Regions from separate parts of the Mus musculus genome. Here all the other regions are linked to region 3. A link is a loop called in an ENCODE intact Hi-C map of the cell type or tissue named here. Cell type or tissue: heart. All regions are shown on one strand. Links, peaks and the distances in the headings refer to the core of each region. The heading gives the core; the rest is flanking DNA.

Region 1 (6,018 bases), core at 360-5,359, 250 kb before region 3:
GCAAGGTAGTAATGAGAAGTAAGGAAAGTAACCCCCCCTTACTCTATGCTGTGACATTGAACAAGAGCAGTACATTATGCATGCACTGGATAGAAACATACCCTCATCTTTGTGCTAACATTAAACTAAAAGTCACTGCTTAGCTATCTAGTAACTAAGTAGTCTTAGTGAGTCCTCATTTGTAAAATGTTGACAGTAGTAATATGTAATAACAGAGTTGCTAAAGGAATAAATAAGATATTCCACATAGAAAACAGTATATGGGAAACATCTATTTGTACGACTATTAACAATCATATCTAAGAATCAGAAAATAGGGCAGAAAAAAAAACCTGCTAATATATTTAAATATAATAAATACATGGCATCTCCGCACTTAAAAAAAAATCCCAAGATAAAAAAAAAAAAAAACAGAAATATGTGTAGAAAACAAAACAAATTCCTGCCTCATGCTCCAAAAAAGGAACTGAGCCAAAATGGTGGTGCACACCTGCATTTCCAGAGCTACAGGCAGGAGGGTCGGGAGTTCAAGGTCATCCGCCACCACCCAGTAAGCTTGAGGTCAGCCTGGGCAACACAGACCTTGTCCCTGTCTCAAAGGAGCAGGAAGAGGAGCTGGATACTCTCTGCAACAACTGCACTTACTAAGTAACTATCAGTAAAATATTTTTCTGGCATTTTTAGTTAACCATACTCATATACATATTACATATGTGTATCTTCTTTTGAATCCCAAAAAAGTTTTATTTGTATGTTTGACATATTCCATTTCTTTTTTTTTTTTTTAAAGATTTATTTATTTATTTATTTATTTATTTATTTATTTATTTATTATATGTAAGTACACCGTAGCTGTCTTCAGACGCACCAGAAGAGGGCATCAGATCTCATTACTCTCATTACGGGTGGTTGTGAGCCACCATGTGGTTGCTGGGATTTGAACTTCGGACCTTCGGAAGAGCAGTCGGATGCTCTTACCCACTGAGCCATCTCACCAGCCCATATTCCATTTCTTAATAGTAATATAAACTTAGTTAATAATGAAAGGGGAAAAATACAACAGACAATACAAAATTAGTATAATGCCTAAATTCTAAAATACAAAAATTCTAAAATTTAACACACATAAATATTTCCTTTATTGAGTTATAGTAAGCATTAATGTATTTTGTTTTATTATATAAAACAAAATTACACTACAAGACAACAGCAATTTCAATATAACTATAACACAGTCAAGCTTTGGGTCTTATACCAGCTAAATTAACAGCATTTAACTGTAGAAATAAAAGAGAAAGAATTTGAAAATTTGATGGAATCTCAGATAATAATTTACATTCAATGTATATATCAATAGACTGGCTCTTGAGGTAACTACATACTTGCACTAACATGTTTTAATCAACTGAGGTTGAAACATACTTTTTGATAAAAAAAAAAATCTAGAGAAAATATATATCTATGCTATATCCAGTATGTACTACACAACTCAAAAAACAAACAAAAACAAAAAAAAACAGGTTCTAAGGATGTAGCTCAGTCTACAAGTGCTGGCCTACGTCATGAAATGTTCAATCTCCAGTATAGCATAAAACTAGGCATGATGGCACACACCTTTGTGTCAGCACTTGGGAAGCAGAGATAGTAGAGTCAGGAATTCAAGGTTATCTTTGGCACCACAAAGGATACATGAACATGTATCGAAATGATAAGCCCAAAGCATACACAGTTTTATGTGTTGATTTTTAAATAAAATTAAATGTATTTTAAAGAACACATTGTCATATCTATCTATAAGATAAGTTTCTGTGAAGGAGAGGGAAGCACGATGAAAGGGAAGGCGGGAGGAAAGGAGGAAGGAACCTATTAGACTATATATATTCAGGGCCTAAAAGAGTAGTTAAATGACACCATTCCATACTACAAATAACCTATTTTCTTCAAAATCAGTAACGTTGGGCAAAAGGAAAGCACACTTGCAGAGAAAGTGAGGCCTAAGGAGAAACATCCAAAGTTCATGAGACCCTTTTCTAGAGAGCCATCAGAAGTCATCAACTGTCATAAAGATATCCTTAAAAATAAGTGTGGACTATATAAATTAGCATAAGAAAATGATTTTGACTTAACAAGAGTGACAAAAATACAGTAGTTAAATGAGAAAAAGACCTTTTTAAAAGAGACAGAGGGCTGGAGAGATGGCTCAGCGGTTAAGAGCACTGACTGCTCTTCCGAAGGTCCTGAGTTCAAATCCAGAAAACCACATGGTGGCTCATAACCATCTGTAATGGGATCTGATGCCCTCTTCTGGTGCATCTGAAGACAGCTACAGTGTACTTACATATAGTAAATAAATAAATGGGTTCTTTTTAAAGAGAGAGAGAAAATAGGTACAAAGCAGCACGTCAAGCTTTGTTTTTAAAGTTCTAAAAACTAAAAGAGAGCGAATGCAATGAAACACTAGTAATGCTCATGGGGCAAGGCACAGTTACCTCTACCTTGCTCTTCAAAGAAGATGCAAACTTAAAAACCACAAAGTTGCTACTTGGGACTATGAAGGTAAAATTCAACCCAGGTTAAACCCTTAACATGGTACAGCTCTCACACCCATCCACAGCAAATGTACAAAAGCATCAGTTTAAGTCTGGGAGGCAGGTACACAATTACACATTACTTGCATATTACTCAAGTTATCCACTGTCTCAAGCTTTACAATCACGATTCTCAGATGATCAATGTATGTACTAACTTGGCACTAAAGCACCAAGATCTGTGCCTTAGAACTTAGCTTCTGGTTGCCTGAACATGCAGTAAAACCGTGTATTTAGAAAATGATGCTTAAGCAGAAAGCACAATTAGAATATCATATACCATTTGTGAAGTGTCCAAAGAAATTATTGTTCTTGTCTCGTCTGCAGGACACATCAAGCCATAGGACACACTTGTTCCTCCTGTCAAAACAGGAAACAAAACTTTGTGTTTAAATACTTTGCTCCCGCTACATTTCTGGAACAGCTCCAGTACACAGAACACAAATGGGTCTGCTGCGCTGACACCTATTTCTACTTTGCAAAAGCTAACACACTGAAAACAAACTCACCTTCCTTTCATGCTGAGTGCCAAATGCAGACTACTATGGAACTGAACTCAATGGGCTATGGCTCCATCCCTGGATATCACACACATGGAAAGCCCTAGCAATTTGTGGAACTCCAAAAACATAATTAGCAAAGATCTAAGCTACTGATCACCGTGAAGAGGAAGCTTAAGAGAAAAAAGACAAGTCCTGAACAACTAGAAGTACCATCGACTTCTTCCTACTATAATTACATAATTGTCTTTCTCTTACAGTAACTGTCTTATGCAAAAAGCTTTAATAGACTAAAATAAAAAAGTTAAATGCCCAGATCTTGCTACTAAAAAGCAAATTTTCATATTCTTTAGTGAAGAGATAATAAAATAGGCTAAATAATATGTTGAAATATTTAAACAATATACTCCTATTTCCTCTTAACAATGTGTCAAAGGATAAATGTCTTAACAATGAATAATACAATATTTTAAGTTTTTAACTACAATCACCCCATATTAATATAAAAGTTTAATTGCTATTTTCATACAGTCTATGTGGAAAATAAGCCTCTGGAATCCAATTGCTAAAAGAAGTAATCTGCATACATCAACTTAATCTCACTAGGTTAGGCTGCCAATGGCGAGTACAGTACCTGTGGCTGGAACCACCTCTTGTTTAGAACATCATTTTCGGTAAAAGGAAAATTCATAGTAAGTGGCACTGTGGTGCCTTTGTACACTAACTAAAGGGACAGTATCAGTTGGAAAGGAGTCTAGGACTCCTAGAGTTGCTGAGGTCTAATTTCTATTCACCAATGCCAATACAGTAAGTGAAGGTTGGGGGCTGGAGAGGTGGCTCAGCGGTTAAGAGCACTGACTGGTCTTGCAGAGGTCCTGAGTTCAAGTCCCAGCAACCACATGGTGGCTCACAACCATCTGTAACAGGATCTGATGGTGTGTCTGAAGACAGCGATAGTGCACTCACAAACACAAAATAAAACTCAGGGGCTCCAGAGATGGCTCAGTGGTTAAGAGCACTGCTCTTCCAAACATCTTGAGTTCACATGATGGCTCACAACTATCTGTATAATAGGATCTGATGCCCTCTTCTGGTGTGTCTAAAAACAGCTACAGTGTACTCATCTAAATATAATAACTACACCTTTTTAAAAAAAAAAAGTGAAGGTAATTTCCTTTGGCTTATAAAAATCATACAGTCAACAACAACATAAACTCAAAGATCAATTTACTTTACAATGAAAACATAATGCTAGCTTTCTGTAGTCAGAGGCCTTGCCGAGCCATCACTGCACTAGCAAACTTTTAATTCTCCTGGTGTTCTACGATCATCCAGCTCCTCCAAAGATGACACTGGATGCCTTGAAAGACTAAAATGATCCCCACAAAGACTAAAATAACACAGACTAAAAAGTTAATTATTAAATGAACATTTTCTTATTTAGCGTTAAAAACTATCTTTACCTATGATCCATACAGAAGAAAAACATGACTTAAGAGGTAAACAGCTCAAGCAGCTTGTATTTACAACACAAATGATCATATAAACCAATTTTTTACAATCACTATGTTATCACAAAAAAGAGTGTTTTCAAGGGATATAAATAAAAATACAAATATTTTAAATAGGACAAATTTAACCATAATAAAATTGAAAAACACAATACGTACCACCAATTGGTATGATACAAAGGTTATATTTGCAAGCTAGATTCACAATCTTAACTACATCATCATGACATGCTGTTGAAAAAGGAAAATATATTAACTATAAGTACATAAATAAATAAAATGTGCATACTATTACAAACTAAAGGTCAGTAAAAAACTTTGAACATCTAACTTTTCCTTATTTATTCATACCATGTTAAATGGCTGTAAGCAAGATTCTCTGTAGTTTTAACAATTCAGACTTAGGAAAAAGTATAAAAATGTACTTCATGTCACATTCCCAAACATTAACAGCTCATAAAAGGAAGATCTAATTATCAAAACCTATCAAATAACATAGACAAAACAATCTACAGTCCTTCCTCTAATATCCCACTAGCATCCCTTTTCGGACCAGAGTCAAACCTGAAATCACACACTGGTTCTTTGACTTTTATGTCAATGACATTTCTGAAGAACTTTAGGCAGTTATTTCAAACAAAGCTCTTAGTTTGTTTCCCTGAGATTCAACAGAGACTAAACAGTTGGTAGGCACCTCACAGCAGTGGTGCTATGCCATGTCTCATTTCTCGTAATCTTAACTTTGATCATTTGGTTCAGTAGGTACTGTCAGCTAGGAAACCCTACTGGAAGGACGTTTTATCTCCTGTTTAAACGAATAGTAACATTCAAACCACGTAAATAGCACAGTTCACATACATACTTTCACCAATTAACTTTAGCACTACTGTTTCTTAATTCCTAAAAAAAAATAAAATAAAATAAAATCTTACACAAACTAGAGTAGCACACAAATTCCTTTCCTTTGTATTTATAGCTAAAGCTATCTAAATAACAACTCTCTGAGGAAGACTATAAGTCAAATAAGATAGTCCTACTCCAGCTGTCTGTGGTACTAGCACATGAAGGAGTTTTAAAGAGGAAGCAACATGGCAGGGATTACTTAACAATGTATCAGATGGAAGACAAAAGTTTTGAGGCAAGGAAACTAAAAAATTGTAATATTAAGTGCTAAGATCCTAAAAGAGAAAAAAAGAGTACTAAGAAAAACAGACAAACTGATAAATATTTATGCAAGCACAGACCTTGTTTTACAAATGCTATAACTATCTCAGTTTGCATAAAGCTGTAAATACTTAGCCTCTGTATAGTTCCATTGTTGGGGATTTGATGGGGATTAAACCTGAGACCTTGCATATGCTAAACACATACTCTACCAAGAAACTTCAGGCCACTGCAATTTTTAATCAAAATCTACTT
Region 2 (6,018 bases), core at 466-5,465, 240 kb before region 3:
TTTCATTTTATGAGTTTCTACATAATCATACTATCAGCAACTATCATCAAATCCATACTTAATACTAAAAAAATAGGTAAAACCACTAAGATAAACACCAAGATCAATTCACTTATTACAGGCTTTAGATGCCAACCTCAAACTTCAGCCCTTTTTTCTTGTATTCTTTCCAAAACATCCAAAGAATTTCACTTAGCTAGCCTCACAATAGGTATACATGTCATCAACATAGCTGGTGTAAAGTAAAAAATACTAAAAAGAGAATTATCTTATTCCCTTGTTTCAGTCTTTTCCTGTTCAATGTGTCCCTTACAACTAATATTAATATTCTGTCTCACTTACACACACACACACACAAACTAAAAGTAATTTTTAACTCTTTTTTTAAAAAAAAAAACTTGCTAAGCATTTCAAAACCAAGCAATGTATCATTGGCTTTTAATTTTCACAATCATTTAAAAGACCTTATGTCCATTACTACTAGTTGAAATAAAAATGAGAACATGAAAATGCCTACATATTAACAATTCTAAATATAAAATCATTGTAATGCGCTGTGCATGCTTCACAGTAAGCTACAATCAACAAATGTAATCACTCAAAAAAAAAGATGAGAAGGAGTGGACTTAAAGATAATTGTTTCATCTTAAATACAGAGTTTAAGGTAGGGACATAGCCTGGCATGCTCAAATTTCTGAGTGTGATCCCTAAGAGTGTAAGTAAATAAACATAAGATGGCCTAAATAACTTTGCAGTTAAAACTAGGAATGCACTTGAACAAGAAACTTACTTTTACCCGTGTTAGAAAAACATAAGAATTTTTAATTTTTCTGCTACAGTGAAATAGACCAATTTATAAGGTAGTTTGAGGGGTACATGATGGAAAATTCAAAGAATCAAAGGCTTTTTAAAAAAGGTAGTTTGACTACTAGCAGACATGTTAATAAAGCAGATTTAAAATATAAGTGCTACATTTTAGGCCATAAATCAAGTCTTAACAAGTTAAAAAAATTTATATCTTACTAGGTAATAATGATAGCAAGAGAAATCATAGCTACTCTACAAACAAATGAAGCTTGAACAATGCACTCTTGTGGTTAACAGGAGAAATTAAGGAGGAAATTTAAAAGTCCCTAGACTCAAATGAAAACAAAAACCAAACCTTATCAGAAGCTCTGGGATAGAGCAAAGGCAATTCTGAGAAAGGAGCTTTGGATGTCTCTGCTGATGTCTCAACCTCAGAGCACATCCAGACGTAGTCAACTCCTAGGGAAGGAAACAACTGGAAGCAGTTGTGAGAAAATAATAAAGACCAGGGACAAATAATAAACAGAAACTAAAGAAAACTGTGCCCAGGGAGCACGGTGTTATAAGATGGTGGTAGAGCCCTTAGTAGGTGGGACCTAGTGGGAGGTCTAGAGGCATTGAGACGCGTCCTAAAAGGGGACTGTGCATCCCTAGTATCTCTCTTATAGCTAAGCATAGAATGACTAATTTGCCCTGCCACACGCGGCTTAGGGTGATCCGCTTGCTGCCTTACCAGTGGCAACTCCAAAACAACCGGTACCAGTCTCAGAAGGAAACCTCCAAACCACGAGCCAAAACGCACCTCTAATTTAGCAACTGATCCTAATTATCCTATTTAAAGGCTGCAAGTACCTGGATGTGAATTACAGCTTCAACATCTGTAGGAGAGTAAAAGCTTCACTTGTTACAAAGTCCAAATGCTAAAAGGATCCTTAGAAAGTGCCCTGTCCCACATTGCCCAGATAAAGAAGTTTTACCTAGAGAACATTCAACCCAGTCTCATGACAATATTTAAAACCTGCTAAATTATACCCTCAGGTCACCAAAATAATTTTAAAAGCCCTCTTCATCATTTTAATACTTTCTCAAAAGCACTATTCTAAAGTCTTACTGTGGTCATTCTGCACTGGGTCTGACGGAAACATTTAAGAATCTAGGAGCAGCTGTATCAGTAAGTCTAGTGCCTGATGTCTTCCCTATCACAGAGTAAACTTTGCCTTTTAGAATAACAATCTCGTTTGGAGCTGAGACAAAAGGATGGACCATCTAGAGACTGCCATATCCAGGGATCCATCCCATAATTAGCCTCCAAACGATGACACCATTGCATACACTAGCAAGCGTTGGCTGAAAGGACCCTGATATAGCTGTCTCTTGTGAGACTAGGCTGGGGCCTAGCAAACACAGAAGTGGATGCTCACAGTCAGCTATTGAATGGAGCACAGGGCCCCAATGGAGGAGCTAGAGAAAGTATCCAAGGAGCTAAAGAGATCTGCAACCCTGTAGGTGCAACATTATGAACTAACCAGTACCCCCGGAGCTCTTGACTCTAGCTGCATATGTATCAAAAGATGGCCTAGTCGGCCATCACTGGAAAGAGAGGCCCATTGGACACGCAAACTTTATATGCCCCAGTACAGGGGAACACCAGGGCCAAAAAATGGGAATGGGTGGGTAGGGAAGGGGGGGGAGGGTATGGGGGACTTTTGGGATAGCATTCTAAATGTAATTGAGGAAATACGTAATAATTAAAAAAAAAAAAAAAAAAGAATAACAATCTCAAGGCACCAGGAAAACTGCAATAAAGAATACAAAATCCAGCCGGGTGTGGTGGCGCACATCTTTAATCCCAGCACTTGGGAGGCAGAGGCAGGCGGATTTCTGAGTTCGAGGCCAGTCTGGTCTACAAAGTGAGTTCCAGGACAGCCAGAGATACACAGAGAAACCCTGTCTCGAAAAACCAAACCAAAAAAAAAAACAAAATCCTTAGCTTTCCCAAACTCCATTAAAAGGAAGTTATCCACAACTAAACCAGAAGTAAAGTAGTATCATACCCCAGGCTTTCAGATTCCTGAAGCTAACCACACCAAATTTGATGTTGTCAAAACCCAAGATTCTTCCTACTGCCAAAAAGAAGGTTGGCTTGATTTTACCCTATTAAAACATGTTTTACAAACTTGCAGAACGAAGTAGTACAAATATGAAAAGGAAAAATTGGGCTAGAGAGATGGCTCAGAGGTTAAAAGCACTGACTGCTCTTCCAGAGGTCCTGAGTTCAATTCCTAGCAACCACATGGTGGGTCACAACCATCTGTAATGGGGTCCGATGCCCTCTTCTGGTGTGTCTGAAGAGAGCTACAATGTACTCATACATAAAATAAACAAAATTTTTTTAAAAAAAGGAAAAATTATGTGTTGCAACAACAGAAAATAAGTACTTAGAGACTATCATCACATATACACAAGGTGGCAGTGTTCTCCTAGGAGATGTATGGTTTGCACACTCCATTTTTTCCCACTCCCCAGGCCTATTACTCAGTCACTAGGTGAAATACTATATCTAGATTTAGTATTGTTATTACTAATCCATAAGTATTAGTCTTAAGTGAGATCTCACTTTTGTGTCTGCCCCTGGAGACAAATCATCAGCTCCCCACTCCTCTTCAATATAACTCACAGGACCCTGGGTTTAGCGCATGGCTTGTGCTTTTTCTAAGCATAGTCAGGAAAAGTCAAGAAAAGGAAAAGGTTATTTCACCTACTTTTACTCTAGGTTAACAACCTTTTTAAAGATCATTTAGCTAATAACTTTTAAAGCTTTTCTGATAAAATTCTCATGAAATTACTTCTAACTCAGTTCAGAAGTTCGACCTATCCACTACAGTTTGAGAAAGGGGGGTTGTTTTGTTTTGTTTTTTAAGATGTATATATTTTATTTCTATGGGTGCATGTAGCTGTCTTCAGACACACCAGAAGAGGGCACGAAAAGCCATTACAGATGGTTGTGAGCCACCATGTGGGTGCTGGGAATTGAGCTCAGAACCTCTGGAAGAGCTGTCAGTGCTCTTAACCGCTGAGCCATCTCTCCAGCCTCACTACAGTTTGAAATGAGAAAAATAGCTTTGGGAAAAGTGAAGAGAGAAATGCCTCTGAAGCCTCACTCAGTGCTGGCTGAGCTGAGCTGACCAGCCTCAGTGCCAGCCACTTCCAAACCAATCACGTATGGACACAATGAGCAGAAATCTAACCCTCCTCAAGATTTTCGAATGCAGCTCTTTATTATCTGGTTTGTGATTGACTGCTTCAAGACAACCAAAGAGATCATATGACAAAGAAGTGATGAGAAAGACAGCAACACACACACTTGAAAAAATGCACTATGAAAAATTCCTGTAGACCAAGGTATGGTGACATATGCCTATAATGCCAGTAGTCGGGAAGCTCAGACAGGACCAGAGGTTCAAGGTCAGCCAGGGATGGGGGAAAGGAAAAATGAGGGAAATTCTACAAATGAAGTTTTATTTCCACCAACTTCTTTATTGAAAAGAAAAATGAAGTGGAGTTCTCATTAGAAATGTAAAGATTAGAAGGTATAATAATACTGACTTTATTCTAAGTTCAACTTAAAATGTAGGTTTTTTTAAAATAAATTTTAAGTCACCTTCATACCTAGACTGCCAACCCTCCAAAATTATTCTTAAAAACTCAGTAAGAAAGCTTTCAAAAATGTTCACAATGTACACTTGTTAAAAGAATCAATGGATGCAGACTGTACTTAAGATATAAGTAGTCTCAGAAAACTGTACAGCCTCGTGCAGCTTAAGACTAGTCTCTAGCCCAGGAGTGGTAGCTCACGCCTTTAATCCCAGCACTTGGGAGGCAGAGGCCGGTGGATTCCTGAGCTTTAGGGAAGTAGATCGAGGCCAGCTTGAGTTCCAGGACAGTCAGGACTACACAGAGGAACCCTGTCTCGAAGGAAAAAAAAAAAAAAAAAAGACATCTGATCCTCCTGCCTTTGTCTTCCAAATAACAAACAGACTTATATACCACCATGCCACCTTGAAAAGCATAATTCGTAGAAAACAAGCTGAGTCAGAAGAAAGGTACAAACAAACCAACCTGCAGGACCCACTGCTACCACAGCCACGTGCTCTTTATAAACCATGAGCCGGACATATTTCTCTCTTCCCCAAAGATGCTTCTGTCAAGTCCGCAACAGTGCTGAGAAAAGCTAACGAACTGGGCTCCGAAACACTGCCTATGGTTGTTGTAATAAAGTTCTACAAACTTTTTGTCTTACAAGAAAAAGTAGTAGCAACAATAATTTTGTTTTCCATCATCAACTAATCTACTTGCTTGCTGATTAACTTTGATCTCTGGTGGAGATAAATGTGCTATATGATCTAAATGATTAATTACAGGACTCTGCCAAGATCAGAGTTCTAGAATGGTTCAACAAGATAATACTCTTGCCATCTATACAAAATGCCTCATGACAAACCTTGCACACTACAATGTCATACTTTAACGCATGACAACTTCCTTGGATGTCCCTATTGTGTTTTATGACTAGCTGCTGTATTTAGTCCTTTGATGCAGTAAACTGTTTGCTACTTGTTGCCAGTCTAATACAAACTTAAATATGGGACTTAATAAGACAGAGAATTGTTAGCAAAAACATAGGAGGTGTGCTGGAGAGAGAGCCCAACAGTTTAGAGCATTTGTTATTCTTCCAGAGAGCCCAGGTTTAATTCCCAGTACCCAAATAAAGGTTCACAACCATCCAGTTCCAGGGATCCAATGCCCTGCTCCAGTCTCCACAGGCATTGCATTCATATGGTGTACAGCTATACATACAATATAGGCCAAACACCCAGTTATATAAAATAAAAATACTTTTTAAGTTTTTAAGAGGAAGAAAAACACAAGTGCCCCCCTACTAAGCAACTCTGCAGAAAAATCCTGTGCTAAGAATGCACAAGTGATGTCAGTTATGGATCCAGCTGTAACTCCTGGTAACTGCTAGAGACAAATCCACGCCCTGTTCCATAAGGAAATACATCTACCACATTTGCTTCAGTAGAGAATATAGAGAATGTGGAAATGATCAGAATCACTGAAGTACACTGGCACCAGATTTTTAAAACAATAGCACCTGTTTTTTTCTCTATGCAGAATCTGGATTTAAATGAAATGAAAGACTATTTGGCA
Region 3 (6,018 bases), core at 662-5,661:
CTTGGTCTTCATGTGGGTCCCCTAACAATTAGAATGGGGGCTGTCTCTGGTTCAGACTCTACTGTCTGCCTTTGGGTCCCTTTCCCCTAGCTGGGATGCATTGTCTGGCTTCAGTGGGAGAGGATCCTTTTAGTCCTGCTGTAACGAGATGTACCAAGGCAGGTTGGTACGGGGTGGGGTGGGGTGGGGTGGGGTGGGGGGCTCACCTTCTCTATGGGGATGGGGAGAGAAAATGGGGGGAGATGGGAGGGTGGGACTGGGTTTAAAGTGAATAAATTAATTAATGAAAAAAAAATCATAGAAACCCCTGTCTTGGAAAACAAACAAAACCAAAAACAACAAAACACACAAGCCACCCCACCCCCACCCCTGAGACTGTAAAGCCAGACACTCACATACTCTCAGATCTGTCTTTACTCACGGAATTTACGGTTGCAGGCAAGTAGGGGTTGGAGCTTGAGGCTGACCTCAAAGAAACATGGAAGGTTCTGGTCTACCAGGGCTCCTACAGAATGGGTCAGTCGGCGTTCAAAATGAAGTCTCTACCCCATTTTTCTTCAGACTTGGACTTGAACTTAATAATAATAATGTCTCTATAACAAAGAATTAAGACAATGAGGACCTCCTGAGGCCCAGTCACCTTCCCTCCAGAGAAGGACTGACAAAGCAGCTCAGGGCTGAATTAACGCATCTTCTGGCCACATTGTAATCTAACACGTCTTCCTTCACCAATTACTGTCGTTTTTTGTTTGTTTGTTTGTTTGTTTTCTTTCTTTTCTTTTTTTGGACAGGAAACCAAGGAGGCAGTCATGTGGCACCGAGTGATCAGTAACAGCCCTACGGCTGGGAGTGGCCCTTGCTTGTCTTTTGGCCACACTCCCCTGCTGGACACCTTTGTCTCATATGTACAAAGGCACAGGGCCCGCTTGTTTTTTTTCAACTTAATACCAAATCCTATTGCGGGACTCTAGCTGAGCTGATGCCATTGGGCTCGTAGATTTCGACCTCCTGTCCCAGTTTCCTGAGTAAAAAATAGTCCTGTGAATTATTGTCAGAGGAGGAAATGAGTCAGCCCCTTGTCACACGATTAACTCCACAATTAAGACTCTCCCTCTTCCCTTTTTTTTTTTTTTTTTTTTTTTCTCTTCTTTTCTTTTTTGCTGGCCGACGGGGGTGAGGGTTGGGAAGAATTTTCACAATTCAAACATACCCGCTCCCACCCCTCCCTACCTCACTGCCTCCCACTCCGTTTGCTAAACTTGTCAGGATGTGTTTAAGTAGCAGGCCGGTTTTGAGTCTCTGCCAAGGGCAGGGCAAATCCTGCCCCACCAGTTAGACACATCTGTCCAGGCACGCTTGAACCCACGGCACAGTTAGGTTTCCTTCCACGTTCCCGAAGAGCAGAAGCAGAAAAGAAAACAGGAGTCACAGGAGAGCTGGTGCAAGGACAGAGCCATCCTGTGCCCTGCCTGCCCTGGGTCTGCTGTGTGTTATTTATCGATGCTTGACTCTGCTGTATAAATTGCCTTTTTTCCCCCTGTGCATACTCTGGATTATCAGTACTGTGAGGGTCAGATTGTGTTCCTCTCTGGTCTGAGTGTAGTGCTCAAGGGGTATGTTTTTGACAATTAAAAAAAATATCTATAGAAGGCATGGTGACCGATAGGCTAGTTTTCTGCCACTGGAGAAGTGAACCAATTTAAAACAGATTCAATTATATTAAAGGCAGGTTTATTGGGAAGTTGCACTAGGGCAAGTTCACTGGCCCCAAGGATTGAGGCCAGGAGAGGAGTTGCCTGGGGGGAGGGGGTGGGGGAGAGAGTAAGAGAGAAAGAGACAAAGGGCACTCTCCTGCAGAGAAGAGAAGAGAAGAGAAGAGAAGAGAAGAGAAGAGAAGAGAAGAGAAGAGAGTAAAAGAGAAGAAAAGAGAAGAGACGGGAGGGGAGGGGAGGGGAGGGGAGGGGAGGAAGAGGCAGGGAGAGAGGGAGGGGGAGAGAGCACTCATAAAATGATGTCTGGATTATATAGGGAAGAGCCTCTGGGGGAAGAACAGGCCAGCCCCTTGGTTGGAAAGTTCAAGGTATTCCAGGTAGGACTGAGGGATGCTGGGAGAACCTGGAAGTCATGTCTCCTTTGATATGTAAGATATGCACCGCAGTCCCTTGTCCCAGGTCCAAAACCAAAGAGTGACCAGGAATGAACTTGGGGCAGGGGTTAAAGAAAACATAGTTTCGCTCTTTACTTTGAACAGAGAACACTGTAAAAAAGCAACCCATGATTTTTTGTTTGTTTGTTTATTATTGTTGTTTTGTTTTTTAAGGACTGGAATTGAGTCCCTCCTCCTACTGTGTGGGTCTGCGTTTCAAAGGATTGTGACAAGGATTGCACAGCAAGCACACCTTCTCCCGCTGAGCCGTTCTCTTTCTGCTGAGAAATATAACTCAGATGGCCAGTTCAGCCGTCTTCAGTGACAGTCCTGGGGACATGATTAACTGCAGTCTGCCCTTTAAGGGTGGCTGTGCTGTCAGGTACCATGCAGACAGGAGGGACACAGCTGTACACGATAGAAATGCCTACATTTCTGTGATTCTGACCTTATATATTTATTTTAGATAGGGTCTCACTATGTAGTCCCTGCTGGTCTGAAATCTTACTCTGTAGACCAAACTGGCCTTGAACACAGAGAACCTACTGCCTCTGCCTCTCAAGGGCTGGGTAATGTTTCTGATCTTTGAAAGAAACAGCAAGCACGCAGCCAAAGTCACCCAAATGCAACTCCCACACCACGCCACACCAGCTGTTCTTGCATCTTACATTCCTGGGACTGTTCATGATACACCATAGCAGATAATAGAAATGTGATTTTCGTGATTATTATTTTAGCAGTAATAATAACTGAGTAACGCTCTCTCAAATCCTGCTGAAGCTTACGCTGAGGACTGTTCTGTCATTGTCACTAATGAAACCAAGGGAAGCCGAACAAACCCTTCAGCTTCATTTGATTTTGTCGTCAAGCTTGGAAGCTCTGAGCTGAGTGATAGGCTGGCTGCAGTTACCTAACCACAGATCGTCTGTCCGCTGGGTCAGGGGCTGAGGTACCACAAACGTGTGTCCAGAAGTTGAAAGGTTCAACTCTGTGAAATCACCAAGCCTGCCTGTGAGTCCGTCCAAGTGTCTGATGGGTAACCTCTGACAGGGCCAAAAACTCCAGCTTGTTAGAACAGGTTAATGCCACCGTTTGAAGAGCCTTGACGTTAGATCGAACTCTCTCTTCCTTCCTCTCTCTCTTATTTATTTATTATTTTTTAAAAGATTTATATATTAACATTGTAGCTGACTTTAGGCACACAAGAAGAGGGCGTCAGATCTCATTACGGGTGGTTGTGAGCCATCATGTGTTTTCTGGGATTTGAACTCAGGACCTTGGGAAGAGCAGTCAGTGCTCTTACCCACTGAGCCATCTTGCCAGTCCCTCTCTCTTTTTTAAAGATTTATTTATTTTATATATGTGAGTACACTGTTGCAATCTTCAGACACACCATCAGATTCCATTCCAGATGGTTGTGAGCCACCTTGTGGTTGCTGGGAATTGAACTTGGGACCTCTGGAAGAGCAAGTCAGTGTTCTTAACCGCTGAGTCACCTCTCCAGCCCGACGTTAGATTTCTAATGTACAGGTAGGTCACCAATTACTTCTCTTTCACTTAGCCCAACCACATGTGTTGCATCTCGCTAATAACGTTGTAGTCTACCGTGTCCAGACAATTTTCCTGAGCTTAGCGCAAAATGGAGGACTCCCTTTTCTTAGCCGGGCTTCTTCTCTGCCTGATCTGGGGAGCCTGGCCCACACTCTTCCTGGGGAAAGTCACATAATCCGTGGAGAAATTACAGGCTCAACTTTCTGGAATGCATCTCCATGCAAATGAGGTAACCTTGAACCTCAGACAATGAAACTTCATCCTAAGAAGAGCCCCTTTCCACCCTCCAAGGTTCACCCCGAATAAAGGATGTGCATACAAACACACCCGAATAAAGGTAGGTGCACAAGCTAAGATCGTCTGGGAGAGCGGTTTCATTAAGACTCTTGCGGAGGGCACCCCACTCCTCACTCCCAACCAGACCGGCGGATTCATCCTCTCAGCCTGGTGTGCTGCATCACCTGGGCACCCTGAGAGGGAAGAAACAGAAGCTGAGGAACCACATCTGACTCCAGGCTCGCCTCAACACAGAGATCCGCATGCCTCTGCCTCCCGAGTGCTGGGGATAAAGGCGAGCGCCACTACTGCCCGGCCTCTCCTCGCTCTTTCCTCAGCTTCCTCTCAGCTATCACATCTAGTTTCACACTCTCACATTCAATCTGTCATTTTAGGAGCAGATAGCACACGGCAGAGATGGTGATACAGCCCTTGGGAATTTGAGGAGTCACCCCACAACAACAAAATCGGCAGGATTGTTGGAGATCATTGGTTCCTAGGTTCTTTTCAAAGAAGCAGTGCGGCTTTCTTAGGATTCTCAGCCGCTTCCCGCTTCCCACTTCCCGCTTCCCGCCTAATTGACTGGGAACCACCGCCCAGGGGCGCACGCCCACGATTCCCCTACCCTGTGACTAAGAGCCGGCCTCTCATGCCTTCCACTTCTTGGAACTGTTCCCTGTTCTTTTGAAATCACAGCCTTAGTTTGTCCCTATTCGGCTTTGTTCCTGCACGTAAATGTTAATGCTCTCAGTGGCTCGAACTCCATCCTTGCAAAACAGTTCGGCAAACTTCCCCACAGGACAGGACAAGCGCTTTTTAAACTCACAGATGGGTTGTTCTGTGACTGTTGCCTTTTAATGAAACCCCCGTGACACTTCTCTGAAATTATTCAAAAAGCATTCTCGGCCTCTGCGAAGAACCATTTGTCACAAACCCCTAAATCCCCCGGGAGAAGGGCTTTCCTGTATTTTATATCGTGGGATTACAGTAACGTATAAAAACAGTCGTAGGTTAAGCAAAACAAAGTGGGCGGGGAATTCAGCATTTAAGTGGTCCAGGGATGCTGTTTGATTTGCTATAGGCAAAATCGTCCTCAGAAGGCTGGCGTAGTTACTCCTTTAAACCACCCCTACTGTGTAGCACAGCCAGCTCCGGAATCCAGAGTTACTGTAGAAGCAGATCCTGGTTATAAAACACAGCACCTGTCTCAGATTAGTCTCCTGTAGGAAAATTCTTTATATTATGGGCAGAGGAGTCTTTACTATAGCTCGGGAACAGTACGGACCATGATGGCTGTTCTGTACCCTCCTCTAAAAAAATATGTATCTATTTTATATATAAATATTCTCCACTGTAGACACAATACAAAAGCTTGTCCTGCCCGACGTGTAATAAAAGGTCGTGTTTCTTCTTTCCCAATCACTAGGACTTTTTCTGAATCTTTTCGGGAAAAGGGACAGGGAACGACATTAATCATAATGTGGTGTGCTCTGACCTTCCTGAAGTTATCTTTTGCTATTTACCGCCTTTGAGCTGTACATGGACTGCGTTCGGTGCTTCCAGCCCCAGCGTGTTTCTCTCCAAAGCCTCCTGCAACCTGCCCTCCCCGCCCCCACCGGCCCACGTGTGAATGGCGTTCATTAATTTACGTGCACCAAGTATGTATAAGAGCCCTTGAAGGCCAGAGACATCGGACAGCCTGAAGCCAGAGTTACAGGCAGCTGTGAGCTCCCTGTCCGGGGTGCCAGGAACCAAACTCAGGTCTCCGGCATTCTTAACCACTGAGCTGTCTCTCTGGCCCCTGTTCTTGTGCTAGGCAGGAGAGAGGCCAGCTCAGCCTGACTCTGAAGGACAAAACCAGCCGTGGCGATGTCGGGCAGCAGCCTGTTCTACAGAGTTTGCACACTCATTTAACTTCATTGGGAAAAAAAAAATAATGAAAGCGGTGAAAAGTGTTTATGGGAGTGGAGGAGAGCATATTTTGCTGGTTTTTCTTTATGTTTGAAGTTTTGGGTATAGCTCTGCTCATAAATACTGAAATGCCT
Region 4 (6,018 bases), core at 578-5,577, 370 kb before region 3:
ACAGCTGAGATGAGGCCATCCTACTTTTGTATGAGATGTATTTTTTCAGAATGTTTATTCGTACTGGTGAGTATGTTGCTAATCCGCACACAAGCTACCGCACAGCTGGAGATCGTGGTGAGCAAGGGCGCCTGGGCGGCCAGCCAAGGGTGCCTACCAGTCCACAGCAGGGCAGGACTCCATCCTAGCTGGCTGCCCATGGGCCTCTCGTTTTGGGATTCTGAACCTCTGCAGGTTTCTATCTGTTAAATAAAAGCACCAACTTTTATTCAGTTTCTGCTTCAAAGGACCAAGCTATGCTTTGCTTTGGAAAATTCATCCAGGGTCATTTTCTTTCTACTTCTCAAATAAAATAGAAGCAAACCTGAGAGAGCCTGAGAGCCATCTTCTCACTGAAAGATGCAAAAAAAAAAAAAAAAATGTATGCATAGAGGGAGCAGACACAGAACAACCTTCCTACAAAGTGTCTGAGCCTGCTTCTAATGACCGTGAATGATGTAGCCATCAGTACCTGCTTGTAACCGTGTTCTCTTAGTTCATAAAGAACCGTTTTCAGTTATCTCACAGCATTGCATCCGTATGGGAATCATTAGTTTAGAAGGGAATTTATAAAGAGAACCAAGAAAAGTAAAAATGGCACATGCACTTCCTGTTTCTGAAACCTGAAGGCCTACATGCTTCCCAGGACTTCGGGTTTGCAAGTATCTTGGATTTAAAACGATCTTAGAATTTTTTTTTTATTAGTGCAATGACAGTAATATGTTTCTGGAATTCCACTGCCTTCTCTGTATGTCAGAGTTTCGCTTATTTTAGTCAAGTCATTAGGCTGACTTTACTCAATCTACTTTGTAGAACAATTATTTTTAAAACCCAGTTCTCTTGCTGACCCTGGTGAGTTACAGAAAGGCACACACACACACACACACTAATCATCGTTTATAGTAATAGAAACAATGCAACCAAAATCTAAATATGTTTGGAATAAATCCAAATATAAAGAAAAATGCATTGGCATGGGCCCGGGGAAGACAAAAAGATTAACAACAGTAACTGAATGTAACCTAATTTGGGACCTTAAGAGCTCTGTCACGCCTCCTTTAGTGAATTCTGAATGTTTCATAGCAGCAAACTGGGACTGTTTTTCTGCCATGTGCTGTCAAGAGCTCCCACACCCCAATTATACTAGGAGTTTAGAGGTTAAGTCTGGCTATTAGTGGCCAAAGTATCACACACTTCCTAAGTCAGCAGCTCTCAACCTGTGTGTGGAGATCCCTTTGGGGGTCACACATCAGGCGTCCTACATAGCAGATATATATTTACATTAAAATTCATAGCAGGAGAAAGTTACAATGCTGAAGTGGCAATGAGGGTAATTGTATGGTTGGGGGCCACGACACCATGAGGAACTGTGTTAAAGGGTCGCAGCGTTAGTAAGGTTGAGAGCCACTGCGCTAACTGAACAATAACTAGAACACAAACAGAAATAAACCAGGCTGTGTCTGGAGAATTTCATGGGGGGGGAGGGGGGGCATTAGATTTAGCAGCACCCAGTGCTGTGTTCTCCTTGTCCATGCACCCCTGCCCCTGCCTAGTGATTTGGGGTTGTACAGACTTTGATTTTTGAATGTCCTTGCATGTCTGTGCATCTCTCAGCAGCACTAAGGGCAAACTGTTCATCTGTGTCAGTCTGTACCAACCAATGTCTCTCAATGTACACTCTGCTGCAAAAGTGTTCTATGAAGTAAATTAACTATTTGCTAAAAAAAAAAAAAAAAAAAAAAAAAAAAAAAACCCAAGTGTGTTCTTTGAGACCATCGTTTGGGTGAGTTCCCTTCTGTGTCTATGTGTGTGTTAGAGTGCTCATTTTTCTTTTGCTCTAGCGTAGATTTAGATGAGATCATATTTACAGCAGTTTTAAAGCATAGCGCAAGTGTGGAGATAGTAGTCTAGTTATTGAGTCTCGTTCCCTCGGAGGGCTGTTACTTTTGCTATTTTCTTTTGATTTACAACAGTTTAAAAAGGATTCCCTACTGACTTGCTTCCTAATTACTGTTGCTTTACACAGAAGAAGGAGAAGACGCGCTCCTCTGTTTGTGTCCTTTCCAGGCTAATCATTGTAGGAACACTTGGTTTAATGCTGCTTGTCCATTTCAGAAGCAACTACACGTGGCTTTGAAACGGGCTACTTAAAAAAAAAAAAAAAAAAAAAAAAGAGACTTCTTGTTTTTAATAAAATGCTTAATGGTTAACTAACACTCTGGCATAGTCTTTGTTTTGAGGGCTGGAAGAAAGATGCTTTCTAATACCTACCATTTAAATTGTGACCGTTTAGCTCATTAACTTTGACCAGTGCCGTCTGATTGTGTGTTAGGAGTCCCGGGGCCTCATTTTTAAACTGACAAAAGATTCTTCGCATTACTGAAGGCTGTCTGGAGGTAGAAGAATTCTGTAGCCGAAAGCTATTCCTCCATCCATTATGCATTGCTTACATCTGCATGGACAGTTACACAAGGTGGGGTCACATCTACACAAGACTGACAGCCACAGTGATGTAATGCAATTATGCAATGGCTTCAGTACTTAAACTTTAAAATTCTTACACCATTATGCCTCTTCTATCAGAATGGACTGCAACAAATAATCTAGAGCCAGATCAAATGGCTGAGGAAGGAGACACCCAAGGAGAGAGAAGAGAGGTGTAGTGTGGCCCTCTACTGGACAGTATAAGCAAATACCAGCGCTGCCTGCTGCAGCCACTGGCTTCTTTGTGTATTGCAGCCTGCAGTTCTACAGTGAAGTGGAACCTCACAAAAGGTCTGTGGGGATGAATAAGGGAAGTTAGGCAAAGGGGGCCTGGTGATGATCGTGGTGCATGCTTTCTGTATCTTTCTGTATACACACAATACTGGGGCTTGGAGTAGCTCTTTCTTTGAAAGGCTGCCCAACTGTTTGACAAACTAGGATGCACAGTTTCGCCTTCTCCGCTAATCCCTTTTGTAAACAATAACGCTCCTGCACTATCCAAGACAAGTTGATTTAGTAACACTGTAAACTTTAAAATCCAAGCTACTTGATCAAAATCAAAGTCCATTCAAGAAAGAGATCTTTGGATATTGAGGAAGATTTCTCTGAAAGGTAAGACCCACATGAGATGAAATGACTCTCCAACTAAACATGAATGATCTTGTTGATTCTGCATAGAGACGGCCCCAACATTTCAAAAGACTGAACTCAGGCTCCTAAAACTCAGTCAATTACGTTACAGATTTGGCCCTAATTTTGATTCCCTGTTCATAGTGGAGATGGGTTTGAGATGACCAAAGTTCAATGGGACTGAGCTCCTGGAAAAAAAAGGTCAGGAGCCATAGAGGAGAAGAAAACTCTACCTTTACAGATGACTTCCTTTATTAAGGAAGATGCGTGCATGTGACTGTGCGTAAGACACTCATGAATTAGCAATGCACCAGCCACAAATGCTCACATTCATAGGGTAACCAGATAAGTAAAAGGGAATCTCGATCCATTGTACATTTGATTGCCTTGTATTTGGGCAGGAAGAACAGAAGGATACTAAGAACCAAAATGCTTTTGCCCTGCTATGTTTTGCATACTCTTCCTGGTAACCACCTCTCCCCTAGTCCAGCAAAGCCAGCCATGAGTGTCACACTACCTTCTCAATCATTAACTCCTTTCTTTATGTCTCTAATGCACTTTATAAGAACCACTGCATGTTGTCCTATTGCTGAGGATAATATTGCAGATTTGCTTTTGACATATACTCCAGCTCGTCAAGACCCTAATGTAAACAAAAATGATAGTTTATACTTCGTAATATTCTACTTGGTTTGTTTTCCAGGCCTTCCATCATTAATTAAAAGATCTCCTTTTATCTCTCCCATCCAAGAAACAATGAAACGACTCCCCAACTGCCTATCAGAGACCAAATAAAAGTCAGCCTATCACAGCGGTAGTTCTGGTCATGCCAATTTCACAGTGGGATTGGTGCTCATTGCATTTTGAAAATGACCCTGCCCTCCATCTGTCTAAGCCAAATGCCCTGCTCTTTTCAAGCCAGGCCATTGGAGCCACTTTCCATGAAATAAGGAGGAGGACACAAAATGGCTACCCTCCTGTGTACTTTAGCTGCTGTGCTCATAGACAGACAGCAACACAGAGAGGTAGCCAAGAAATTTGGGAGAAAGCTGACAATCCTTTCGGTGTGTGTGGGAGGGGGTGGGATGTAAGTACAGTTTTTTTCATCATGTAAGTACAGTTTTGCAGACAGAGAGACTGAAAGGATAAAAGGTCATTTCCTGATTTCATGTTTATGCATCATAATTTAAGGCCAGCTTTTTCACAATAACAGTCTATGCATAAAGATTTTTAAATACTGAGTGTGAATTTCCAAATTCAAATGTCAGGCAGGGCAGCAGTTGTAAAGGAGACATATCATATTCTTTAATATGTGAGCATCACATACCCCCACCACAGACTTCACCTAAAAGGGTACCAGAAAATCAGAGTAATAGTAAACTCAGAGTGGGGATATAGAAGTAGTCCTTACCTGCTTTCTGTAAAAAAAAAAAAAAAAAAAAAAAAAAAAAAGATCTTTGGTGGACCAAAGGCCCACTCCACACACATAAAATGGGTGCAATCTGCTCCTTCCTTCTTATTGATTGCAGAAATGCCCCTTGTGTGATGACATCCAAGAAGTCACATGGCTGCAAATTCTCCACATGAGGGAAGGCTGAACGCACATAAAATCGGCTGTTATATGATAGGATTATACGATAGGAGCAAATGTATACCTGCTTCAGCCTTTTCCTTGTGATACCAGGAACTAGGGGATACCCAACCCCACTAGTCATTGTATATCTGTTTGAAAGTGCAATTGAGTCATGGAAGTCAGAAGCCTACTGCCCACACCAATTTACTTGATTGTTTCTATAGAAAAAAAAAAAAGGGACACAGCAATCTTTCCTCATACACACTTGGTGCCCTCATTTGGCAGGCCTTTACAGTTTCTTGGAGACATGAAGATAGAATGATTTGCCATTCACCGTTTCTCATGGAACCTAGTTCTTGGTTGTCATGGTTCAGCCTCTGTAGTGTTTGAATGAGAATGTCCCTCGTAGGTTCAGATGTTTGAACACTTAGTCCCCAGCTGGTGGCACTGTTGGGGAAGATGTGGCATTGTTGGAAAAGATATGTCACTGAGATTTTAAAAAGTTTCCGCCATCTCACCATCACACTATCTACCTCCATCTTGGAGGTGACAGAGAGCTGCTTCTGCTGAGAATCTGGGTCAGGAACTCAACTATGACTCTTTCAGAAGGTCTGCTTTAGTCGATTCTGGAGAAAGCCTGATTTGATGCTATTGTCTATCTGCTCCTTGGCTTGTGTGATTTTACTTAGCACAGTTACCCAACTAGACACTCTGATCTGCCTAGGACTCTCATTGGGAATCCTAGCTAACCTCTTCAATGGCTGCCCTAGTTGATTTCAACTAATATTTGTAAGCCTTCAATTTGATTATATTGAATTATCGATCTGATGTTTCTATCAGCTATTTCCTACTATTTTACCTTTGCTTACTATATTCTTAATAAACGGACGTTCAAAACCCAAAAACAAACAAACAAACAAAATGCCCGCCATTTGTAGATCATTTTCTACTTGGTGCAGAATGCTTGGTCACTGTACTATTCTATTAAGAAGTACACACTTAGTTCGGCACTAACGGATAATTCAGCAGATTTCAAAATATACAATAGGGAAAAAAAGTACAAGCCTCAAAAAACCTCCAGGGACCCCAGGCCCTAATCAGGTTACTGCTCTTCCACAGAGAGGTCACACTATCTAGCTAGAAAACAAGCAACGCTCACTCGTTCTAACGAGTAAAGGGAGTCTAAAACTCCTACTAACGGCCTAAAAGTCTTATGACCTTTTCCTATCTGAATTGAATACACAAACAATACGCCAAGTCCCCAGATTTCAGTACTCGTGAAATAAGACTAC
Region 5 (6,018 bases), core at 525-5,524, 48 kb before region 3:
TATTTCTGAACTATATTTTTTTAAGTCAAAAACAAAAGAAAAGTTATTTTTTGTTTGGAAAACCATGTTAAAGTGAACCCTTTATCACCATGCAATTAATTAAAATATTATTAAGATGGTAGACTGAGAAGAGAATGAGTCAATATTTTAGAAATGTTTCCTGATCTAGATCAATAGTTCTCAGCCTATAGGTTGAGTCACAGACATCCTGCTTATCAGATATACATGGATTTATAACAGTAGCAAAATTAGTTATGAAGTAGCAATGAAAATTTTATGGTTGGGGTTCACAACATGAGTATCTGTATTAAGAGTCACAGCATAAGGAAGGTTGAGAACCACTGACTTAGATGATTTATGAAAACGAAACTCAAATAAATTGTTACTTACCAACAATTTTATCAACTGTGTCATGATCATCAAAAGTTACAAAAGCAAATCCTCTCTTTTTCCCACTCTGCCTGTCTTCCATAACCTCTATGGTTTCAATCTTGCCATACTTTTCAAAGTAGTCTCTCAGGTTATATTCTTCCGTATCCTCTTTAATACCACCAACAAAAATTTTCTTCACCGTTAAATGGGCACCAGGCTTTACAGAATCCTACAAATAAAATAATTATAAGTCAAAAAAACCAAACTGAAACATATCCAAGTATTATACAACATGTTATTAAAATACCTCTCTAGAAACAGCTCTCTTCGGTTCCACCACACGCCCATCAACCTTGTGTGGCCGAGCACACATTGCAGCATCCACCTCTTCAACACAAGAGTAGGTCACAAAACCAAAGCCTCTGGAACGTTTTGTTTGGGGATCTCTCATTACCTACAAATAAATAGTTCAAAGTATTAAATAGTGCTATAGGTTCCCATCCCTTTCTTAGACCATTTTTACCCCAAGAACTCACCACACAGTCTGTAAGTGTGCCCCATTTCTCAAAATGTTCTCTTAAGCTATCATCTGTGGTTTCAAAGCTCAGACCACCAATAAATAGCTTCCTCAGCTGCTCTGGTTCCTTTGGATCATGGCCCTGAGGAAAAAAGATCAATATAGTTATTTCTTGGATAAAATGAAGTTCTGTCTCAAATCTGTAACATCAATATTCCATCCATTTAAAAAACCTGCTCCACGCTGGGCATGATAGTACACACCAGTTAATTTCAGCGTTTGGGAGACAGCTGGCCTGGATTATGTCAGTTCTTCTAGGCCAGTATGAGGTACATAGGGAGTAGGTTGTCTTAAAAACAAAAATATCCCACTAAAATGGTATCTGGGGTCACATTAAACTGAACCCCCAAACAGTCCCAGATTTTTTAAACTTTAAGCTACAACTAAAAAGTCTAGAGTATTTCAGATGTTTCTAACAAATCATTCACTAGAAAAATAAACCCCAAAGACTGCCCGTGCCATCTCCACTGTCCTCAGTCTGCAACACCAACAAACCTGTAATTTTAAAACATGATCTATGAAATGCAACTTAGAAGCTTACAACGGGAAATTAAGAGAAATTCACATTTCCAGCTAATAACATTTCAGTTATTAAAAGACATTCCCAAGCAAATTAGGCATATCCCACAAAACACAGCCAAGACTTAACCCCGTGATACCTTGTGGGGGTTAAAAGGGTGGGTGAGGGTTTTGAGGCTGGCTCTCAAGGAAAGGCAGGCTAAGCTAGCCTTGAACTTGAGGCAGTCCTACCTTAGCCTTTCAAATACTAGGGTAACAGGTGTGCACGCACCATTCACACCTGGTTCCACTACTTAGCTTTCTGTAATCAATTTACCTTGGTTATACCCACTTACATCATATAGTTTCAAGTTATTTCGAATGCGATCCTTACATTCACAAGCGTGTAATTTGGATTTACAAGGTATAGCATATACCGCCTGACCAGAGGAATTAGAAACAAAACCGTAACTGAGAGACTTAGAAAATATCTAGCCTGTGGTTTTCTTTTTGAAGATTTTACTTTCGAGTGAACCGCTTTTAATGAACGCATTAAGACAATTCAACACAAGCCCTTAAAGGGGGCTCACTTTCTTCCATCTTCTGGAAATATTAGTTAGAACATTCAATATGCAGACAGCCACATACCAGAAACCCAACTACCCAAATTCACGTAAAACCCCTTTATTCAAGCCTCGCATAAATGAATTTGACAATACACAAAAAGCATCTCTATACACACAAAATTCTCGTAATCGTGGTATTTTCTAGTGTGGTCGCAGTTCTCTAAAACCAAAATCCAGGAAAACCAAAATCCGGGCCAATCCGAAGTATGAGAAATTAGATCAATAAAAATATTAAGCTCCAAGTAAACACATCTACACTCAAACCCCCGAAATGGTTAAGACTTCAACCACAGGACGCTGTAAATACTCTCATTCCAAATACTTGAGCACAAGCAGCGGGTTAGGAAGCACCTTAAAGCAGCAAGCTTTTCAGTAATGTATCCCCAAATGAGCGCTGAGAAAATCCGGCCCGAGTATTGCGCGGATTGTCATCACCCAGAAGGCCCGCCAAGGCCTAGATCCACGTCGGGAGCACCCCAGCGGAAAGCACCGCGCCCGGAGCCTGGAGGCCATCTGCGGCAGAAACGCCGGGCCGCCTCCCGCCGTCCCCTCCAATCCCCGCGCACTCCTTCTTGGCGGCGTAGCCAGGCGGCGGCCATTGCGGGCCACTGCGCCATTTCGTAACGCGGCGGCGGCGGATCAATGTCAATGCGGCCGCCGCCCGCCTGCTCGCTCGCCCGGATGTGCTCCTCCCCTCCCCCACCGCCTCCTCCCAACCGCTCCCGCGGAGGCCCGCCATGCCGCCCGCGGCCTCGCTAAGTCAGGCCGCGCAGCCCGAGGGCATCCTCGCCCGGCTGCCGAGCCACTCCCCGGCCCCGCCGCGTCTTCGAGGGCTGCCGGTGCGGCCGACCGAGAGGACCAGGCCGACGGAGGGCCCGGAGGAGGCCACCCGGCCCGCTCCCCTCCCCCTCCCACCGCCCTCAGCGCAAAGCGCGGGACGATCGTCCCGGTCTCCCCGGCCTCCCCACTCCCATCGAGCCAAAGCCCCCCCATGCCGGCAACTACCCAGCAACCCCCCGCTCTCCCCCTAATACCTCCTCCCCCCGGCGGCGGCGGCGACGGCCGGAGTCAGGCTGGGGGCGACCGGGCGGCGGTTTTACCTCCATTTTGAGACCGGACTCGCCTCTTCCAACTCGAGTTCAATATGGGACCGAGAGGAAGAGGCGGGGCCAGTCACCACGTGATGTGCTATCCGCGCGCCGCCCGCCCACTGGGGGCGGAGTCATGAGAAAGCGGAGCGCGACTGGTCCACCGCGTTGGCGGGCCGAGGGTGGAGAGCGGGGATTGGGCCGCCGGCGGGAGCGCGCGCGCCTCGCCAACTTCCAACGCAGCGCCGCCTTCGCCGCGGTTCGCGCCCGGCAGCGACGCTTACGTCAGCGGCAGCTCGACCAATGGCGAGAGCCCACGTCGGGAGAAAGCCGCGTGACCGCGCGTCAGCTTAGAGAAAGGCCTTTCCCTTTCTTCTGGCCCCTCTCGCCCCTCCCCCGCGCGCCTGCGGGTCTCCATTTCCGAGTTCACCTCCATTCCAGAGCCAAATGGAAAGTCACGCTTTTCTGACTTGAGACTTAAGGTTGTAAGAAAGCCAGTTGACCATCTTCGCCTCCCTCGCGGCTTTCTAAATGTCGAGAGCCCAGGTTTGGAAAAATGTGACTGCGCCGCCTTCCTGGGAGACCCACACTGCAAGTCGCAGTCGGGGCACGTCTCACGGACCGCAAAACGCGGCTGAGTTACTGCGGTTTTCACCTTAGCAGCTTGCACATTTACAAATTAAGACAGTCTGGGAGGAAGAAGCAGAGCCACTTGGGTATAGAATTGAGAGAATGGAACGATTTCCAACGTTTCCAAAAGGCTTCTGGCCATATAGGCCCTCTACCTGTTGGCTAGAGATTTGTTTCTTATTTAAAGTGGTCATCAGTTTCGAGTTTTAGTGTGCAGTATATGAACGAAATAAGTCGAATCGTTTATTTGCTTAGCAAAGGGATTTGGAACGATTTGGGTTTTTAATCAAATAAAAGCAAACATAGGATTAGGTAGTCTCGAAACACCCACTGTAACGAAGAATGATACCCCGGATTCTAATAGTATGTAAACGCAAACACTGTTTTTATTCTGTAGAAGTCCAGCATGCTGGGGTCTCCCGTTACCAAGATAGAGCCTGAAGTGAGCCCGCAGGACCAATTTAAAGCACCTTAGTGGAATCCTGGGGTAGGTGGGCTTTGTCTTACTCTGTCTCTAGGTATTCCAGAACCATACTAGGGTATGGTGCCTGGAAACTGGCTGAGGAATCTGGGGTGGGGGGTGGTAGGCTGTGTCTTATGCTATCTCGAAGGACATTCCATTACTGGGGCGTGGGGGCTGGCTGGGAACTGCTGACCCATTGTCCTTGTTTCAGGCCAGGTGGTGGGGCAGTTTCTAATTAGCTGCCTGAAGCCTGGGTTTTTAGACCTCGTCTCCTTAGCTGCTAATTTGAAGCCTGTCGTGGACTTAGCCTAGCCTTCTCACAATAACAACTGTAAATTAAAAGTCTACAGATTTGCTAGTCGTGGTATGTGTCACCTCTAGGCTACTCTGAAGGCAGAGGCCCATGCCTCTCTAGCTGGCTATGTGGAGTTTCAGGGAGCCAGTGCTATAGAGTGAGACCCTGTCTCAAAAGAAAAAAAAAATCTGCAGATCTCATTTAAATAAAGTTATTGAGGGTAAGAAAAAAAGCACAATTGACAAGCCTTCTTTTCCTGCAACAAATTGCATATTTTAACATTCTGCATAGCAAACTCCTTTGCAATTTATCTGTCTCTCCCAGTGAAAGATGAGAAATGGATTCAGATGGTGGCACACACCTTTAATCCCAGCAGTCAGACATGAGACCTAGGCCTGGATCCTCATCTCTGCAAACTGGGCAGGTGACACAGCTCCTAATCCCTCAAACCCACAGCATTTAGGGATTGGAGGTGGGAGATTGAAAAAACTCAGAGCAGCCAAGTGTGGTGTCTCAGGACTTTAATCACAGCAACCAGGAGGCAGATGCAGAAGGATCTCTGGGGGTACCAGGCCAGCCTGACCTACATCTAGCTCTAGGATACAGAGACCCTGTCTCAAAAGGGCTCAAGGACATTCACAGCTACAAAGTGGGGTATGAGGCCTCCCTGGGCTACATGATACCCTGATTCTAGTTTGCTTTATGTTGCTGGGTAATAAACGCCATGACCAAAACCAACTCAAAAGGGGAAAATGTTATACTTCCAGGTCATGGTTGTCATTGAAGGAAATGAGGGCAGGAAGTGAAGCAGAAACGATAACCAATCTTTGGCTGGTTTGTTCTCTGGCCCATGCTCAGATACCGATCTTTTTTGATCCTTGGTTTTTCAAGATGGTTTTTGAGAGACCAAATTTTGGGGTTTAGATTCCATCTTAGAAAACCTGACCTAGCTGGGCACTGGTGGCGCACGCCTTTAATCTCAGCACTTGGGAGGCAGAGGCAGAGGCAGGTAGATTTCTGAGTTCAAGGCCAGACTGGTTCACAGAGTGAGTTCCAGGACAGCCAGGGTTATACAGAGAAACCCTGTCTCAAACAAACAAACAAACAAACAAAACCTGACCTAAGTTTAAACTCAAGTAAACTAACAGGCCAGTACCTAGTTCCAGTTCCCAGGCTACCCCCAAACAAGACCTGCCTCTCCAGGTTATTCCCCAATAAGTCTACACCTCCAGGTTACAAGCCCTCCCCTGCCTAATAACCACCAATTAAAAAGAAAACAGAAGCCGGGCGTGGTGGTGCACGCCTTTAATCCCAGCACTCCGGAGGCAGAGGCAGGCGGATTTCTGAGTTCGAGGCCAGCCTGGTCTACAAAGTGAGTGCCAGGACAGCCAGGGCTACACAGAGAAACCCTGTCTCAAAAAAAAAAAAAAAAAAACAAAAAAAAACAAAAAGAAAACAGAAGTTAAGTT

What was found. Peaks named below come from ENCODE experiments on the same cell type or tissue, not always from the same donor. Only the 100,000 strongest peaks of a DNase experiment are listed, where the experiment ranks them.
Region 1: a loop joins it to region 3, with 3 times the contacts of the local background. A loop is called at or near these places in 12 of 42 quality-filtered maps.
Region 2: a loop joins it to region 3, with 3 times the contacts of the local background. A loop is called at or near these places in 12 of 42 quality-filtered maps.
Region 4: a loop joins it to region 3, with 4 times the contacts of the local background. A loop is called at or near these places in 4 of 42 quality-filtered maps.
Region 5: a loop joins it to region 3, with 4 times the contacts of the local background. A loop is called at or near these places in 22 of 42 quality-filtered maps.

What each region holds. Positions count from the first base shown.
Region 1 is chr2:75,855,829-75,861,846 of GRCm38, reverse strand. Agps (alkylglycerone phosphate synthase) reads right to left here. Exons shown (of 20, transcript NM_172666.3): 6 at 4,759-4,830; 7 at 2,869-2,948. Among named protein-coding and RNA genes, the nearest start is that of Gm34861, 27 kb to the right of the region's middle. In heart, for the core only: a CTCF peak has its summit at 2,294 (motif pointing left); no DNase peak of the experiment used is centred there.
Region 2 is chr2:75,845,185-75,851,202 of GRCm38, reverse strand. All of the region lies in intron 1 of Agps (alkylglycerone phosphate synthase), which reads right to left. Among named protein-coding and RNA genes, the nearest start is that of Gm34861, 16 kb to the right of the region's middle. In heart, for the core only: a CTCF peak has its summit at 3,271 (motif pointing right); no DNase peak of the experiment used is centred there.
Region 3 is chr2:75,608,346-75,614,363 of GRCm38, reverse strand. All of the region lies in intron 1 of Gm50595, which reads left to right. Gm39853 (a long non-coding RNA gene) reads right to left here and starts at 972. Exons shown (of 3, transcript XR_866455.2): 1 at 422-972. In heart, for the core only: CTCF peaks have their summits at 899 and 3,566 (motif pointing left); DNase peaks (open chromatin) are centred at 953, 1,333, 4,573, 5,623 and 1 weaker place; H3K4me3 peaks cover 1,603 bases; H3K27ac peaks cover 1,919 bases.
Region 4 is chr2:75,982,043-75,988,060 of GRCm38, reverse strand. Pde11a (phosphodiesterase 11A) reads left to right here. Exons shown (of 20, transcript NM_001081033.3): 20 at 1-2,253. Among named protein-coding and RNA genes, the nearest start is that of Ttc30a1, 3.1 kb to the right of the region's middle. In heart, for the core only: CTCF peaks have their summits at 2,729 (motif pointing left) and 5,172 (motif pointing right); a DNase peak (open chromatin) is centred at 2,750; H3K27ac peaks cover 642 bases.
Region 5 is chr2:75,656,479-75,662,496 of GRCm38, reverse strand. It overlaps Hnrnpa3 (heterogeneous nuclear ribonucleoprotein A3), which reads right to left and starts at 3,238. Exons shown (of 11, transcript NM_053263.1): 1 at 3,174-3,238; 2 at 909-1,031; 3 at 680-826; 4 at 391-601; 5 at 1-10. The coding sequence starts at 3,179. Gm39859 (predicted gene, 39859) reads left to right here and starts at 3,560. Exons shown (of 3, transcript NR_166143.1): 1 at 3,560-3,707; 2 at 4,189-4,278. In heart, for the core only: CTCF peaks have their summits at 2,645 and 3,416; DNase peaks (open chromatin) are centred at 2,716, 3,356 and 4,376; H3K4me3 peaks cover 3,923 bases; H3K27ac peaks cover 4,486 bases.